2 separate regions of the Homo sapiens genome follow, and region 2 is linked to region 1. A link is an interaction called in ENCODE POLR2A ChIA-PET data of the cell type or tissue named here. Cell type or tissue: PC-9. All regions are shown on one strand. Each heading gives the region's core, and the rest is flanking DNA. Links, peaks and the distances in the headings are about the cores only.

Region 1 (8,238 bases), core at 239-8,238:
GTGGGGATTTCTGCCTACACATAACCAGTTCTGCAGCGGACACCAGCTAGGTATCCTGTAATTCAGTTCTGACACTGTCCAGCTGGCGGTAGCATCAGATCCTATAGGTTGAGGGCTCAGTTCCACAAGATCGCCCCCCTACTTCGGATACCAATCACAAGTCCCAGCTTGTGACCTCTGCTTCTGACTGACCGGCTATAAATCAGGGTTCCCATGACTGTCTTGTCAGGTTCAGTTAATCTGCTAGAGCATCTCAGAGAACTCAGAGAAACACTTTATTTTATGTTTACCCACTTATTATAAAGGGTATTGCAAAGGATATAGATGAACAGCCAGATGGAAAAGCTGCATAGGGCAACATATGTGGGACCGGGTAGGGAGTTTTCATGCCCTCTCCTGGAACACCACCCTCCAAGAACCCCGACCGCAAAAGTTCATCCAAACCCTGTCCCTTTGAGTTTGTATGGAGACTTCGTTAAATGTGTATGATTGATTAAATCATTGGCCATTGGTGACTGGCTCAACCTTCAGCCCCTCTCCCCTCTCTGGAGTTTGGGGGTGGTGCCAAAAGTCCCAGACCTCTAATCCAGCCACCATCCTGAAGCTGTATGGGGACCCCCAGCCACCAATTGTCTCATTAGCATACAAAAGACACTGTTACCACTCCAGAAATTCCAAAAGTTTTAGGAGCTGTGTGCCAAAAAACCGGGGGCAGAGACCAAATATATATTTCTTTTTTAAAACAATTTTTTAATAGAAATGGGGTCTTGCTATGTTGCCCCGTCTGGTCTTGAATTCCTGGCCTCAAGTGATCTTCCTGCCTCAGCATCCCAAAATGTTGGGATTACAGACATGAGCCACCACACTGGCCATATTTCTTTTCTTATTTTTTTTCTTGAGACAGGGGCTCACTCTTAGCCCAGGCTGGAGTGTGGTGGCATGATCTTGACTCACTGCAGCCTCAACCTCCTCAGCCTCAGGTGATCCTCCCACCTCAGCCTCCTGAGTAGCTAGGACTACAGGCACACACCACCATACCCAGCTAATTTTTTAATTTTTACTGAAGACGGGGTTTCACCACGTTGTCCAGGCTGGTCTTTAACTCCTGAACTCAAGTCATCTGCCCGCCTTGGCCTCCCAAAGTGCTGGGACTACAGGAGTGAGGCACCACACCCAGCCCCAGCCATTTTGTTTAATTTCTTTCTTTAATGGGACAAGGTCTCGCTTTATTGCCCACATTGGCCTTGAACTCCTGGCCTTCAGCAATCCTGCTGCTTCAGCCTCCCAAAGTGCTAGGATTACAGGTGTGAGCCACCACACCCAGCCCCCAGCCATATTTTTTAAAATCACAATATCACAACAGTTCAAGACAAAATAAAAATGATAATATTAGTCTTTTATTTTGTTCACATAACAAAACACTATGATGCATTTAAGTGCATTTCTTTACAATATGTTTCTTTTTGAATCATACATTTTGAGGATTAAGATTTATAATATTCACTGGGCGCAGTGGCTTATGCCTGTAATCCTAGCACTTTGGGAGGCTGAGGTGAGCAGATCACAAGGTCAGGAGTTCAAGACCAGTCTGACCAACATGGTGAAACCCTGTCTACTAAAAATACAAAAATTAGCTGGGCGTGGTGGCAAGTGCCTGTAATCCCAGCTACCTGGGAGGCTGAAGCAGGAGAATTGCTTGAACCCAGGAGGCAGAGGTTGCAGTGAGCTGAAATCGCGCCACTGCACTCCAGCCTGGGCAACAGAGTGAGATCCTGTCTCAAAAAAAAAAAATTTATAAAAGATTTATCTCCACCATGGCTTATAATTATTTTTAAAATGGCTTGCTGTGCCAAACATCATCCCTCACAATTTTATATATCACTGTGCTTTCAGCTCAGACTTTGCAATGAAGATTTTTATATCAACTTTAGACAAGATGTAATCAAAGTATTTTTAAGCCTCCATCCCTTTTCTAAGTGAATGCATTTTAAGTTTCAATCCAAAAATATTTACTAGCATTATTATATCAAATAAGGAGCTATAAATCAAAGAACTCAAAGAACCCATAAATAATCATGTGTTTCAGACTCTGCTTTCAGAAAGGTAATTTTTTTTTTTTTTGAGACAGGGTCTTGCTCCGTTGGCCAGGATGGACAACCATGGCTCACTGCAGCCTCAACCTTCTAGGCACAAGTAATTCTCCCACCTCAGTCTCCTGAGCAGCTGGGACTACAGGTCACGCCACAGCACCCAGCTAATTATTTTTGATTTTTTGTAGAGACATGGTTTTACCATGTTGCTCAGGTTAGTCACAAATTCCTGGGCTCAAGCGATCCTCCCACCTCAGCCTTTCAAAGTGCTGGAATTACAGGCGTGAGCCACTGTGCCTGGCCTAGAAAGGTAACTTTTAAAACTATCTAATCAGTTAGGCATGATGGTATGTATCTGTAGTCCCAGCTACTCCAGAGGCTAAGGTGAGAAAATCTCTTGAGCCTAGTTGTTTGAGGCTGCAGAGAGCTATGATCACAACACTGCACTCCAACCTAGGCAACAGAGCAATACCCTATCTCTAAAAATAGTTAGAAAAAAATGTACGTAGAAATAAAACTGTCTAAGACAATCATTTAACTTTTTAAAAGTCTCCAGTAGAGACCCTGGAAGTCTCAGTGACTATACTTCAGTAATTACATTATAAAAAGACCCTGGCTGGGCTCGGTGGCTGTTGCCTGTAATCCCAGCACTTTGGGAGGCAGAGGCGGAGGCAGGCAGATACTTGAGGTCAGGAGCTCAAAACCAGGCTGGCCAACATGGTGAAACCCCATCTCTAATACAAAGATTAGCTTGGCGTGGTGGTGTGTGGCTGTCCCAGCTATTCAGGAGGCCGAGGCAGGAGAATTGCTTGAACCTGGGAGGCAGAGGTTGCAGTGAGCCAAGATTTCGCCACTGCACTCCAGTCTGGGCAAAAAGAGTGAAAAAAAAAAAATTAGCCAGGCATGGTGGCACATGCCTTTAATCCCAGCTACTCAGGAGGCTGAGGCACAAGACTTGCTTACACCTGGGAGGCAGAGGTTGCAGTGAGCTCAGATTGTGCCACTGCACTCCAGCCTGGGTAACAGAATGCGACCCTATTTCAAAATAAATAAATAAAAGTAATGAAATTAAATTAAATCAGACATGGTGGCGTGCACCTGTAGTCCCAGCTACTCAGGAAGCCAAGGCAGAGGATCACTTGAGCCTGGGAAGTCAAGGCTGCAGTGAGCCATGATCGCACCACTGCACTCCAGCCTGACGACAGTGAGACCCTGTCTCAAAAAAACAAGAAAATAAATAAATAAGTAAATAAATGTAATTGAACTTTTTTTAAAGTTCCTCAGTTGCAGTATATACAAATACAACATTTCCATCATCACAGAGAGCTATTGGATAGCACTGCTGTAGACACAGAAAAACTGACAGCCCACTCATTAAGTCTCTTCTCATATTTTACGCTTAACTGCCTGTAATGACCAATGTGTATTCTTATCAGTTGTTAATAATAGGGAGGATTCCTGCATATTAGGTGGGGCAGAAAAAAAAAAAACCAAGGCCGGGCATGGTGGCTCACACCTGTAATCCCAGCACTTTGGGAGGCAAGGTGGGTGGATCGCTTGAGGTCAGGAGTTCGAGAACGGCCTGGCCAACATGGCGAAACCCCATCTCTACTAAAAATACAAAAATTAGCTGGGTATGGTGGCCCAGGCCTGTAATTCCAGCTATTCAGGAGGCTGAGGCAGGAGAATCACTTGAACCTAGGAGGCAGAGGTGGCAGTGAGCCCAGATCACGCCACTGCACTCCAGCCTGGGTGACAGAGTGAGACTCCAGCTCAAAAAAAAGAGAGAGAGAATGAAGACAGAGATTTTAAAAAATCTTTTTAAGAAACAAGGTCTTGCTCTGACAACCCAGGCTGGAGTGCAGTGGTGCCATCATAGCTCACTGTAACCTTGAACTTCTGGGCTCAAGCAATCCTCCCACCTCAGCCTCCTGAGCAGCCAGGACTACAGGTGTGCACCACCATGCCTGGCGAATTTTGTTTTTAATATTTCGTAGAGACAGGGTCTTGCTGTGTTGCCCAGGCTGGCCTCAAACTCCTGGCCTCAAGTGATTCTCCCGCCTCAGCCTCCTAACGTGCTGGGATTACAGGTGTGAGCTGCCACACCCAGGCAAGATGGAGTATTATTCTAACCTCATCCAACAGAGTTTATTATTCAGTTTATCTCCTTTGGTTATATGTATTTTAAACCACATTCTGTGTCAGCTATTGCTTCTCTCTAGAAACATATTTTTAAGTTGTTCTTGTCTTGTTCTTCTCTAACACCATGGAATTTTAGCTGAGTTTTGGCCACATGTAGATTTAATAACATTGCATAATGAGATTTTCCTTTTATAGTATATTAGTTGTATTACGCCCATGTTTTCCAGCATTTTTTTTTTCTCATGAAATTTGTTAGTCTTCCAGGCAATATAGTGTTTCTACAGTAGGTGGCAGCAATTTCAAATTTCAGATTTATACCATATTAAGGTAGAGCAAATATTAATGCTGGGTGTTTTTTCCCTTTTATAACTTTTTAACTCCAGGAATGATTGGACCTGCAGTATTCCTGGTAGCTGCTGGCTTCATTGGCTGTGATTATTCTTTGGCCGTTGCTTTCCTAACTATATCAACAACACTGGGAGGCTTTTGCTCTTCTGGATTTAGCATCAACCATCTGGATATTGCTCCTTCGTGAGTACTAATATAAAGATTTGCTGTGATTGACTTTAAATTATATTTTTAAAAATCCTGATAAAAGGCCAGAGGCGGTGACTCACACCTGTAATCCCAGCACTTTGGGAGGCCAAGGCAGGCAGATAACCTGAGGTCAGGAGTTTGAGACCAGCCTGGCCAACATGGCGAAGCCCTATCTCTACTAAAAATACAAAAATTAGCCAGGCATGATGGCGGGCACCTGTAATCCCAGCTACTTAGGAGGCTGAGGCAGGAGAATCGCTTGAACCCAGGAGGCAGAGGTTGCAGTGAGCTGAGATCGCATCATTGCACTTCAGCCTGGGCAACAAGAGCAAGACTCCATCTAAAAAAAAAAAAACCTGATAAAATAGATATGATATAAAACTTACCATTTTAAGTATGCAGTTCTGTGGCATTAAGTATTCACATTGTTTCATAACTAGCACCACCAACAATCTCTAGAGCAATTTCATCTTCTCAACAGAAACTGTACCCGTTAAACACAATCTCCCATTTCTCCTTCCTCCCAGGCCCTGGCAACCAACATTCTACTTTCTGCCTCTATGGATTTGACTACTATAGGAATGACTTTAAATTCTTAACAGGATTTTAATTTACACAATAATTAAAGCAGGAAGTTGTTTTTAAATTTAAACTTTTAACTATCATCACCTCTGTCCACAGTGCTCTCATTAGAACATTGCAATAACTCATTACTGTGTCTGTTCACCCAACTAGACTAGGAACTCTGTGAAGGCAGAAACTCCCTTATTGTCCTCAGGGCTCTCCATGGCACTTGGCATGTAGTAGGCATTTTGTCAGATGAATGAATGTGAAAGAGTAGACCCAATTGATTTGTCTAACTATATTACCTATGTGCAAATATATTTGTGTAGCCCTTGATAGTTTACACATCACTTTCATAAACACTATCCATTTTACCCTTAAAGCATTCCTTTGAAGTAAGTATTTTTGCCCTATTTGAACGCTAAAGAAACTTAAGAGAAGTTAAGTGATTTATCTTGCAGCACACAGCTAATATAATAAATGATAGAGCCAAAACTTGAACCTAAAATTTTTACTTTTAAGCCCAAAATTCTTTCTACAGCTACCTCTCTGGAAATATTCTTTGAGCCACATACTTCTAAAACCATTTTGTGCCAGCTGACAAGGTAAATAAGGGAGCTATGTAAATATTTTAACCCAAAAGTTTTAATACACTTTATTTGTAAAAATAATAGATATAAATTTATTTTGGAGAAAAGACAGATGGACTCTTACCCTCTTTTCACTACCTCAAAATCTTCACACCTGGACTCCTACAGAATCTTCTGATTTCTATGAATCCTCAGTCTCCTATCTCTTCAATAAATACTCTAAGATAAGCTGCACTCTGTCACCCAGGCTAGAGTGCAGTGACGCCACTGTAGTTCACTGTGGCCTTGAACTCCTGGGATCAAGTAATCCTTCCTGCTCAGCCTCCTGAGTCGCTGGGACTGCAGGCATACATCACCATGCCTGGTTAATTTTTCAAAAAATATTTTGTAGAGATGGGGTCTCCCTATCTTGCCCAGGGTGGTCTCAGTCTCCTGGCCTCAAGTAATCTTCCCGCCTCAGCCCCCCGAAGTGCTAGGATTACAGGCGTGGGCCACAGCACCTGGCCAAGACTTGAGGTTTTGTCAAGCCTAGGATTGACGAATAGTCAAAGGGATATGGGAATTGAGAGTTTTGGCAAGAAATAGTTCTAGGCTATGTTATCGCTTAGGATGTTTTTAGTTGAAGTATAGAAATTCTAATTTAAACTGGGCTAAACAGCATAATCTATTGATTCACTTAATTGTATCCAGAAATAATAGGCTTCAGGCAAGAGTTGATATCCAGCTGCCTACTAATATCACCACAGATTGTTTCTTTCTCACTCTCTGTCTTTTACAGTAGTAGTTTTGTCCTAAGACTGGGTCTGCTTATAAAATCACACAATGAAATGATTGCCAGCAACAATCAGGACTACATGCTTCTTCATTCACATCAAGCAGAAAGAAAAGGATCTTTTCCTCTCTCCACCATGGAAATAAGTCCTGGGCTTCATTTTGGTTGACCCAAACTGAGTCACATGAACCAACCCCAATGGCCAAGAGAATATCATGTGACTTTAGGACAATCAGCACCTACCCCAAAAGTTAGAAGTCAAAGGGTCAGTGCCCCTCAGACATCACTATTGCTACACAGATGGGGGTGGGGAGTGGGAATGGATGCTGAGGAATCCATCGGTAACATCCATTATAACACATGAAGATGTAAATAAACATGAGTCATTTTGAGCCGGGCACGGTAGTTCACGCCTGTAATCCCAACACTTTGGGAGGCTGAGGCGGGTGGATCACCTGAGGTCAGGAGTTCGAGATCAGCCTGGCCAACATGGTGAAACCCCATCTCTACTAAAAATACAAAAATTAGCAGGGTGTGATGGCACACACCTGTAGTCTCAGCTTCTCAGGAGGCTGAGGCAGGAGAATCGCTTGAACCCGGGAGGCAGAGGTTGCTGTGAGCCAAGATTGTGCCACTGTGCTCCAGCCTGGGTGACAAAGTGAGACTCCATCTCAAAAAAAAAAAAAAAAAAATTATAAGGAACATAAAATTGGTTCAGCAGCCATCCAGCCAGAAGGTGGTAAGTCACCCACACCATTTAATAAATCTGAAAGGTAGCTTAGGATTCATCAGGTTCCTGAAGTCTTATTAGAATCTCTGGAATCTGATGAGGGCCCCCCCTGCTCTCTTGAACTAGCAATGAAAGAAAATTGGATCATCGGATAAAAATTGGAGCTATGGTCGGCCGGGTGTAATGGCTCATGCCTGTAATCCCGGCACTTTGGGAGACCAAGGTGGGCAGATCACCTGAGGTCAGGAGTTCAAGACCAGCCTGGCCAACATGGTGAAACTCTGTCTCTACTAAAAATATAAAATTAGCCAGGTGGGGTGGTAGGACCTGTAATCCCAGCTACTTGGAAGGATGAGGCAGAAAATCACTTGAACCTGGGAGGTGGAGGTTGCAGTGAGCAATTGCACTCTAGCCTGGGTGACAAGAGTGAAACTCCATCTCAAAAAAAAAAAAAATAGTGCTATTGTCAAAAGATGAAAATAGATGCTGAAGAAAAAGAAAACCAAATATCCATGGTACCTACCTTATAAGATCGTTGTGAAGATTAAATAGAACACGCACAGAACACTTTGCTCATAATGCAATAAAGGTATTTGCATATAATGCAATAGATGTAATTATTTTCTGGCTAACTTTGAGTCAGGTGTGGTGACCAGGGTCACAGATCAATCCAAGTAAAATATTAAAGTGATGATTGGTGTGCTTTCAGAAAGGAAAATGCTGACCACTAAAGAGCCACCATTGGGTCACTAAGAGCCAAAATGGCAAAACAGTCTAACTTCTCAACATAATTTTTAGCCTAATAGAATAAAG
Region 2 (10,538 bases), core at 1,853-9,852, 180 kb after region 1:
GGAAGTCTTATCTGACAGTAGTAGTCTTTACTGCTTATAAACCCCCAACTCCCAAAGCCATCTAAATTTCTGACCATAGCCACCCACCCAGCAGCCATCTCCACTTGAGTGTCCCACAGGTATCTAGAGCTCATTGTATCTCATGAAGTTCAGCTTGGCCCAATCTTTCTTCTTCCTGCTTATTCTATTTTGAGGAATGGAACCAACATCAGCCATTAGGCCTAGGAAGGCCAAGATCCTGGGATGGCATCCCAAGGCTCCTACTTTCCTCCTCACATCGTAGCCTCAACTCATGACCACTTATGTTGATTTGGACTTCTTTAGTTGCTCTCACTTCTTCCCCGTGTCTTGATGCTCACTACCTCTGTGCTGCCGTGGCACCCAGCCTCTGTGCCAGGCTGTTGCTGTGGTCTTTTTGCTGCCTGTCTCTTCCCTCTTGCCCATCTGGCCTCTCCTCTAGGCTTCCCTCCATTCTGCCATCTATAATTTGTAATGAAAATTTAACCAGGCACAGTGGCACATGCCTGTAATCCCAGCTACTCAGGAAGCTGAGGCAGGAGGATCAATTGAACCCGGGAGGCAGAAGTTGCAGTGAGCCGAGATCGTGCCACTGCACTCCAGCCTGGGCAACAAGACAATAAGAGTGAAACTCTGTCTCAAAAAAAAAAAAAAAGAAAAAGAAAAAGAAAAAAGAAAAGAAAAGAAAAGAAGAAAATTTAATCACAGCACTCTTAAACCTCAAAGTCTACAGAGACCCCTTCATCATATATGCCCCACACCATCTTGACAATGCCTCCCAATGGGAGATATCAGTAATTATTGTGTTTTTTGTTTTTTGTTTTTTTTTCTTTTTTGAGACAGAGTCTTAATCTGTCGCCCAGGCTGGAGTGCAGTCATGTGATCTCGGCTCACTGCAACCTCCGCCTCCTGGGTTCAAGTGATTCTCATGCCTCAGCCTCCCGAGTAGCTGGGATTACAGGCATTCGCCACCATGCCCGGCTAATTTTTGTATTTTTAGTAGAGATGGGGTTCCACCATGTTGGCCAGGCTGGTCTCGAACTCCTGACCTCAAGTGATCCACCTGTCTCGGCCTCCCAAAGTGCTGCGATTACAGGCATGAGCCATCATGCCCAGCCAATATTGGTTTAGTAAAATACTTTGCCTTTTAGAGCCAGTTTCTGTTTTACCACTAATGTTTACTTCATACTTAGCACACCAGAGATCTTCAATTATAGTTACATTATTTCCCCTGTATTTCCAGAGAAAATTGGATTAATAAATACTTTCTTTTCTTTTATATGTTCAACCAGATACAGATGTCATCATGAAGAGGAAAAGAGGAGGGAGCCCTGCTGTAACACTTCTTATTAGTGAAAAAATATCTGTGGATATAACCCTGGCTTTGGAATCAAAAAGTAGCTGGCCTGCTAGCACCCAAGAAGGCCTGCGCATTCAAAACTGGCTTTCAGCAAAAGTTAGGAAGCAACTACGACTAAAGCCATTTTACCTTGTACCCAAGCATGCAAAGGAAGGAAATGGTTTCCAAGGTATTTTAAATATTAAAGTTAACTTAAAGAAGTAAAAGAGTTGTTAATGTTATATGTTCAGGCAGTAAAAGATCAACAGCCAACCAATGCTGTTGTCATTTCAAGAGCCATCAGGCAAAATAGGTTATAAGATGGGAGTCTGGTGACAGACAGAATTGAAAAGGGCAAAGTTGTAGTATTAATATCAAATACTCAGCTTTAAAATGTCTAGCAATCCATATTTGAATTTTATTTTATTTTTTTCGGTAAAGAAAAGCAGTATTGGCCTTGGAGTCAGACTGCCCTGGTTCTGAATCCTGAGGCTCCTTCTACTAGTTGTGTGAATTCGAGCTAGTTATGATGCTTTCTAAACCCATTTGCTCATCCGTACACTGTGTTAACCAAAAGTACTTGAAAAATTCTGGAAAGATAAAATGTGCATGCAGTTCTGTGGCCAATTCTGTTCATGCCAGTTATACGTTATTACATATTAATATTATCATTAGAGTCTAGACTCTCATTCTCAGCCCTGGTTCTCTCTTTCCTTCATCTTCCCATTCCACTGCTCCTATGCAGCGTGTCTCAGCCTCACAGATCAGGACGGGTTTTCAGGCTGTGCTCTTGGGTAAAATTCAACTTCCAAGAAACAGACTGAGTTGGTCTACAGCTAAAACTTTATAATGGTGATATTTTTGAAGGTAGAAGGAAGTAACTTTTTTTTTTCTTTCTTTCTTTTTTTTTTTTTCCTGAGACAGAGTTTTGCTCTTGTTGCCCAGGCTGAAGTGCAGTGGCACAATCTCAGCTTGCTGCAACCTCTGCCTCCCGGGTTAAAGCGATTCTCCTGCCCCATCCTCCCGAGTAGCTGGGACTACAGGTGCCCGCTACCATGCCTGGCTAATTTTTTGTATTTTTAGTAGAGACGGGGTTTCACCATGTTGGCCAGGCTGGTCTCAAACTCCTGGGAAGTAGCTTTTTTCCTTGTGATTTAGTCTAAAAAAAAAAAGAAAGTAGCTGATTATTTTCATTTTCTCCCATAGATTTATATAGGACTTTTGGCACCTACTACTATTGGATTCCAGGGAAATTGAAGGAGACCATAAAACAAATGAACCAAGTTATAAATGAGTATTGCTGAAAAAAGCCCAGAAATAGTCAATCATGCTTAGTTTGATGGTTTGTGTTTTTGTGGACACACATCATAACTTCATATATTGCATACATAGAGGAATCATTTTCTGTAAGAAAAATAGTCTATGAAGGGTACTTACATATATCATTATTCATGTTTTTACAAAATGAATTATAGCTTTCTGCAAAGAGGTTGTTCTGCAAACTGAACAATTTTTAGAATAGCTGCCCCAGGAAACCCTCACTGTAAGTGATACAAAAATTGCAACAGGACCCCATACCATCTCTTGCTGACCCCATACTGTCCTGAGGAACACTGGAAGGTAAATCACCTTAGAGATGAAGAAGAGTCCTTTGGTGGCCCTGTGGCCTATGTGGTTAGGCAGTTCTTTTTTTTTTTTTTTTTTGAGACGGATTCTTGCTTTGTTGCCCAGGCTGGAGTGCAGTGGTGTGAACTTGGCTCACTGCAACCTCTGCCTCCTGGCTCAAGCGATTCTCCTGCCTCAGCCTCATGAGTAGCTGGGACTACAGGCGCATGCCACCACGCGAGGCTAATTTTTGTATTTTTAGTAGAGACAGGGTTTCATTATGTTGGCCAGGATGGTCTCCATCTCTTGACCTCGTGATCCACCCGCCTCAGCCTCCCAAAGTGCTGGGATTACAGGCGTGAGCCACTGCATCTAGCCATGGTTAGGGAGTTCTTTTCATTCTTCCATTAAAATGAAAGAAAGTGAAGGCTGGTGCTGGATGCTTAGCTTCACCTCTGCTTTCTGTTACCCTTGGCTGTTCTGCATCTGCCATCATTCCAGATTATGTATAATTAGACAAAACTCTGCTTCTGTGTATGTGTGTGAGTGTATGTGAACAGAGGGACTTAACAGTGAAAATACTTGTACTAGATTGGAGACACTTATAACACCTGCTATATCTTTTCTTTCTCTAAACATTCTACTAGAAATTCCCTGGTCTCACAAGCTATATTTTTAAAAATATTATGTTTTTGTTTTTATTTATTTTTATTTGTTTATTTTTTGAGACAGAGTCTCGCTGTGTCGCCCAGGCTGGAGTGCAGTGGTGCAATCTTGGCTCACTGCAACCTCCACCTCCTGGGTTCAAAAGATTCTCCCACTTCAGCATCTCGAGTAGCTGGGACTACAGGTGCGTGCCACCATGCCCAGCTAATTTTTTGTATTTTTAGTAGAGACTGGGTTTCACCATATTGGCCAGGCTGATCTCGAACTCCCAACTTCAGGTGATCCACCCATCTCCATCTCCCAAAGATTACAGGCATGAGCCACTGTGCCTGGCCTTGTTTTTATTGATTTTTGATTAAAAATTTTAAATTTTAAAAATTTACCTGTTGCAAAATAATACTAGTTTTATTACCAAGGATATAATTTATTTAAAGAACAGTTTATGATTTACTTGCAGTTTTTTTGTTCTTAAGATAAAAGGACAGTCAAAATATGAGGTTTTTAACCCACTCAAAAAAATGTTCAGCCAGGCGCAGTGGCCCATGCCTATAGTCTCAGCTACTCAGGAAGTTGAGGCGGGAGGATTGCTTGAGCCCAGGGGTTCAGGGCTGTAGTGAGCTATGATCATGCCACTGCACTCCATCCTGGGTAACATAGCAAGAAGTCCTCTATACCCCGCCTGCCAAAAAAAAAGTCTCTGGACAGTTTAACTCAACATAGGTAAATTAACTTGTTTCATTATGTTATCTGTTTTTAGATACTGGTTTTTAAATTTTGATTTAATTCGTTTCATAAATTTATAAAGCATATACGTGGTTCCAAAGTCAAAGCTATGGAAAAAGGTACAGTTAGAGAAACATCTTCTGTTCATGTCCTCTCCACACTCTTCTCTCCTTCCCTGATTAGAAACCTTTTTAATTGTTTTTAGTTTACCCTTCCATGTTTTATTTTTTATTTTATTTATTTATTTATTTTTGAGACAGAGTCTCGCTCTGTTGCCCAGGCTGGAGCGCAGTGGGGCAATCTTGGCTCACTGCAGCCTTCGCCTCCCAGGTTCAAGTGATTCTCCTGCCTCAGCCTCCAGGAGTAGATGGGATTACAGGTGTGTGCCACCACGCCTGGCTAATTTTTGTGTTTTTAGTAGAGATGAGGTTTCACCACGCTGGCCAGGCTGCTCTTGAACTCCCAACCTCAGGTGGTCCACCCACCTTGGCCTCCCAAAGTACTGGGATTACAGGCGTGAGCCACCGTGCCTGGCCTTCCGTGTTTTAAAAGTGTAAGTAAATATATTCTCTCTCTCTCTCTCTCATTCATGTAATGGCTCAAACCTATAATCCAGTACTTTGGGAGGCTGAAGTGGGTGGATCATTTGAGCTCAGGAGTTCGAGACCAGCGTGGGCAACATGGTGAAAGCCTGTCTCTACTAAAAATACAAAAATTAGCCAGGTGTGGTGGTGCAAGCCTGTAGTCCCAACTATTCAAGAGGCTGATGTCAGGGGATCACTTGAGCCCTGGAGGTTGAGGCTGCAGTGAGCCAAGATGGTGCCACTGCACTCTAGCCTGGGTAACAGAGTGAGACCCTGTCTCAAAAACAAAGAAAAAGGTGTCCCTTTTATTTTAAAAAGGGGATGGCATATAAATGTGTATATAGTATATAATATAAATTATATACAATGTTTTATATTATATGACATATTACATATAAATTATACATAATATATTACATGTAAATACTTATGTAAATATATTCATATAAATACTTATATTTAATATATATTTTTAAGATAAAGAAGTCAGGTAAAAACTAAGGAAATCTGGATAAAGTATAGACTTTAGTTAACAATAATGTATCAATATTGGTTTATTGTACCAATGTATTTTATGAATATGGGATGTTAATAATAGGGAAATGGGGGTGCAGTGGCATGTGCTTATAGTCCTAGTTTCCTCAGCCTTCGGGAGGCTGAGGCAGGAGGATCATTGAGCCCAGGAGTTAGGGTTGTTCTTCTTGGAGCTGAACTCCTGGGTTCAAGTGATCCTCCCGTCTCAGTCTCCCACCTCCCAAGTAGCTGAGATTACAGGTGCACGACACTGTAATCAGTGGACATGTTTTCAAGTGGGTTTAAAACTTGGTATTTTGACTGTCCTTTTATCTTAAGGACAAAAAACTGCAAAAAAATTATAAGCTGTTTTTTATAAGTGTATTATTGGTAATAATACTGGTATTACTTTGAAAAAGGTAGATTGAACATAAATATTAGATAATATAGTAATTTATATACATACAAAATATATTTGTATGCTACCCCCTTTTTAAATAAAAGGTACACTTTTTTTTTTTTTTTTTTTAAAGTAGACACAGGGTCTTGCTATGTTGCCCAGGCTGGTCTCAAACTCCTGGCCTAAAGCAGTCCTCCCACTTTGGCCTCCTAAAGTGCTGGGATTATAGGCATGAGCCATCATGGCCAGGACATATGTTTTTCTTTTTAATTTTATTAATTTGGTTTATTTTTTAATTTTATAGACGCCCTGCTCTCAGATATAACACTTTTTTTCTTTTAATTTAACAAGATATTTTCGATCTCACTCCATACCTCTATATAGAGAAAACACCCATTCCTTTTTAAAGTCTATTTTTACAGCTGGTCAAAGAGTAAATCGTTATGTAATATTGCTAGGCATTTCCCAGATCTCCATAGGCATCATTCCAATTTGCTTTTCCACAGCAATGTATCAGAGTACCTGTTTCACTCTCAACCTCACTGACTTGTTAAACTTTTTGCCAATTGAAATTCTTGCCAGTGAGAAAATGATATCTCAAAAAGTAAGAAATGATATCTCAGTGTAGTTTATTTAAAAATAAACTTTTTGTTTTAGCATAGTTTTGTATTTACAGAAAAATTGTGAAGATAGTACAGAGAGTTCCCGTATAACCCCATACCCATTCCCCTGGGGTTTTTTCTGGGGGAGGTAGTGGGGCAGAGTTTCACTATGTTGCCCATGCTGGTCTTGAACTGAGCTCAATGATCCTCCCACCTCACCTTATCAAGTAACTGGGACTACAGACACGTGCCACTGCAGCACCCCCATTTTCCTATTATTAATATCTCACATTAATACAATACATTTAATAATTAATAAACCAATATTGATATATTATTGTTAGCTAAGGGCTATATCTGCTGGGCACAGTGGGTCTTGCCTGTAATCCCAGCACTTTGGGAGGCCGAGGTGGGCAGATCACCTGAAATCAAGAGTTCGAAACCACCCTGGCCAACATGGCAAAACCCCGTCTCTACTAAAAAAATACAAAAATTAGCCAGGCGTGGTGGCATGTGACTTAGTCCCAGCTACTCAGGAGGCCGAGACAGGAGAATCACTTGAACTTGGTGGGTGGAGTTGCAGTGAGCCAAGATCATGCCACTGCACTCCAGTCTAGGAGACACAGCGAGACTCCATTAAAAAAAAAAATTATATACTTTATCCAGATTTCCTTAGTTTTTCTTAATGTCCTTTTACTGTTCCAAGATCCCATTTAGGATACCATATTGCATTTAGTTGTCATGTCTCCTTAAGCTACTCTTGACTGTGACAGTTTTTTGGTTTTAACAGTTTTGAGGAGTACTAGTTAGGTATTTTGTAGAATGTCCTTTACTTGAGATTTCTTTATTATGTTTCTTATGATTAGATCAGAGTTATTGGTTTGGGGGAGGAAGGTCACAGAGGCAAAGTGCCATCCTTATCAAATTTTATCAACGGTACGTGCCACCTTTCTTTACAGTCATGTACAGTTGACCCTCAGGATTGGCTCCAGGGTACCCTGCAGACACCGAAGTCCACAGATGCTCAAATCCCTTACATAAAATGATATAATACAGTTGGCCCTCCATATCTGTGGGTTTCAATTCACGATTGGTTGAATTCTCAGATGTGAAACCCTCAGATACAGAGGGCCAACCGTATTGTGTAGCTATCCCTGAACTCTTTATTCTGTCCCATTAAAATCTTTGTCTATCTTTGTACCATGTTGTTGTACATAATGTAGCTTTATAATTAGTCTCAATATCTTTTAGGGCAAGTTCTACCACTTCGTTTTTCTCCAAGGGTGTCTGAGAGAGTCTTGACCCTTTACATTCTCATATAAATTTTGAAATCAGCTTTTCAGATTCCACAAAATACTTTTTGGAATTTTGATTGAGATAATGTTGAATCTATAGATAAATTTGGGGCCAGGAATGATGACTTATGCCTGTAATTCCAGCACTTCAGAAGGCTGAGGAAGGAGAGTTGCTTTAGGTGAGGGGTTCAAGACCATCTTGGACAACACTGTGTAAAAACTCTAGCCAGGCGTGGTGGCTCACGCCTGTAATCCCAGCACTTTGGAAGGCCAAGGTGAGTGGATTACGAGGTCAAGAGATCGAGACCATCCTGGCCAACATGGTAAGACCCCATTTCTACTAAAAATACAAAAATTAGCTGGGCATGGTGGCACGTGCCTGTAGTCCTAGCTACTCGGGAGGCTGAGGCAGGAGAATCGCTTGAACCCAGGAGGCAGAGGTTGCAGTGAGCCAAGATCACGCCATTGCACTCCAGCCTGGTGACAGAGAGAGACTCCGTCTCAAAAAAAAATTAAAAAAAAAAAACTCTCTATAAAAGTTTTTATAGAGAGTTGTGAGTCTTCATCTCTATAAAAACTTTTTAAAAATTAGCCAGGCGTGGTGGTGTGCACTTGTAGCTTGTAGTCTTAGTTACGCAAGAGAATCACTTAAGCTCAGGAGTTCGAGGTTACAGTGAGCTATGATCTTGCCACTGCACTCCAGCCTGGGCAACATAACAAGACACTGTCTGTATTAAAAAAAAAAAACATGGGAGAGAGTTGATATGTTAACAATATTGAGTCTCCCAATCCACTTATTTACATCTCCTCTAATACTTCCCAGCTTCATTCATTAGCATTTTCTCTGCAGAGGTTTTGTATATCTTTTGTTAATTTATTCATAGGTAATTGATCTATTTTAAAACTATTTATTTATTTATTTATTTTGAGATGGAGTCTCGCTCTGTCACCCAGGCTGGAGTGCAGTGGTGCGATCTCGGCTCACTGCACCCTCCACCTCCTGGGTTCAAGCGATTCTCCTGCCTCAGCCTCCTGAGTAGCTGGGATTACAGGTGCCCACCACCGTGTCTGGCTAGTTTTTGTATTTTTAGTAGAGATAGGGTTTCACCATGTTGTCCAGGCTGCTCTCAAACTCCTGACCTCAGGTGATCTGCTCACCTCGGCCTCCCAAAGTACTGGGATGACAGGCGTGAGCCACCGCGCCTGGCCAAAACTTTTTATTATGAAAATTTTAAACCAGTACCAAAGGAGACTGGGCCAGGAGTGTTGGCTCATGCTTGTAATACCAGCATTTTGGGAGGCTGAGGTGGGTGGATCACTTGAGCCCAGGAGTTCAAGCCTGGGCCACGTGACAAAACCCTGTCTCTTCAAAAAATACAAAATAAATTAGCTGGGTGTGGTAATATGCACCTGTTGTCCCAGCTATTTGGGGGGCTGAGGTGGGAGAATCACTTGAGTCTAGGAGGTTGAGGCTTCTGTGAGCCGAGATCATGTCACTGCGCTCCAGCCTGGGTGACAAAGTGAAACCTTGTCTTAAAAAAATAATCAATGACTGGGAGCGGTGGCTCACACCTGTAATCCAAGCACTTTGGGAGGCCAAGGCGGGTGGGTCACCTGAGGTCAGGAGTGCGAGACCAGCCTGGCCAACATGGTGAAACCCCATCTCTACTAAAAATACAAAATTAGCCGGGCATGGTGGCGCATGCCTGTAATCCCAGCTACTCAGGAGGCTGAGGCAGGAGAATCACTTGAACCTGGAAGGCAGAGGTTGCAGTGAGCTGAGATGGTGTCACTGCACTCCAGCCTGGGCAACAGAGCGAGACTCAATCTCAAAAAATAAAAATAAATAAAAATAAATGTATAAACAAATAATAATTTTCTTATATTAGCTGGGCACAGTGGCTCACAGCTGTAATTCCAGCACTTTGGGAGGTGGGAGGATTGCTGGACCCCAGGAGTTTGAGATCAGCCTGGGCAAGGTGGAGAGACCCCGTCTCTACAAAAAAATCCAAAAATTAGCCAGCCATGGTGATGTATGCTTCTGGTCCCGCTATTGGAACGGCTAACATGAGAAGATTGCTTGAGGCTGGGAAGTCGAGGTTTCAGTGAGCTGTGTTCACGCACTCCAGCCTGGGTGATAGAGGGAGATCTTGTCTCAAAAAATGAAAGAAAAAAGTAATAATTCCCTAATATCAAACACCTATTCAGTATTAAAATTTCCGCTTGTCTTGTAAGTGTCATACTTTTTTTGTATGTTTGGATCAGTCTGTTTGGATCAGGATTCAAATAAGGTTCATACATTGTGACTGACCAATATGTCTGTTAAATCTCTTTTAACTCATAACTTCCTCTTTCATAACTTTTTTATTCCTTGAATAAAATTTACTCAATTTACTTCAATTTACTCATTGAAGAAACAGGTTATTTTTCCTGTAGAGTTTCCCAAAGAGAGTTTGTAGAGTGCATTCTAGAAGTGTCGTTTAGCATGTTCTGCTTTCATCCATATTTCTTTTTGTTGTTGTTGTTGTTTTGTTTTTTTGAGAGGGAGTTTTGCTCTTGTTGCCCAGTCTGGAGTGCAATCGCCCGATCTTGGCTCACTGCAACCTGCGCCTCCCAGGTTTAAGTGATTCTCCTGCCTTAGCCTCCAGAGTAGCTGGGATTACAGGCTTGTGCCACCATGCCCGGCTAAATGTTTGTATTTTTAGTAGAAATGGGGTTTCACCATGTTGGTCCGGCTGGTCTCGAACTCCTGACCTCAGGTGATCCACCGCCTCAGCCTCCCAAAGTGCTGGG

The links. ChIA-PET counts read pairs that join two places held together with the same protein. Peaks named below come from ENCODE experiments on the same cell type or tissue, not always from the same donor. Only the 100,000 strongest peaks of a DNase experiment are listed, where the experiment ranks them.
Region 2: POLR2A ChIA-PET joins it to region 1 with 16 read pairs; 5 of 35 experiments call an interaction of 5 or more read pairs at or near these places.

The regions. Positions count from the first base shown.
Region 1 is chr6:73,606,925-73,615,162 of GRCh38, reverse strand. It overlaps SLC17A5 (solute carrier family 17 member 5), which reads left to right. Exons shown (of 11, transcript NM_012434.5): 9 at 4,616-4,763. Among named protein-coding and RNA genes, the nearest start is that of SLC17A5, 43 kb to the left of the region's middle. RefSeq lists enhancers at 3,602-3,771, 5,533-5,702. In PC-9, for the core only: a CTCF peak has its summit at 4,552 (motif pointing right); a DNase peak (open chromatin) is centred at 4,512; H3K27ac peaks cover 842 bases.
Region 2 is chr6:73,431,218-73,441,755 of GRCh38, reverse strand. It overlaps CGAS (cyclic GMP-AMP synthase), which reads left to right. Exons shown (of 5, transcript NM_138441.3): 3 at 1,311-1,547. Among named protein-coding and RNA genes, the nearest start is that of CGAS, 16 kb to the left of the region's middle. In PC-9, for the core only: no CTCF peak of the experiment used is centred there; no DNase peak of the experiment used is centred there.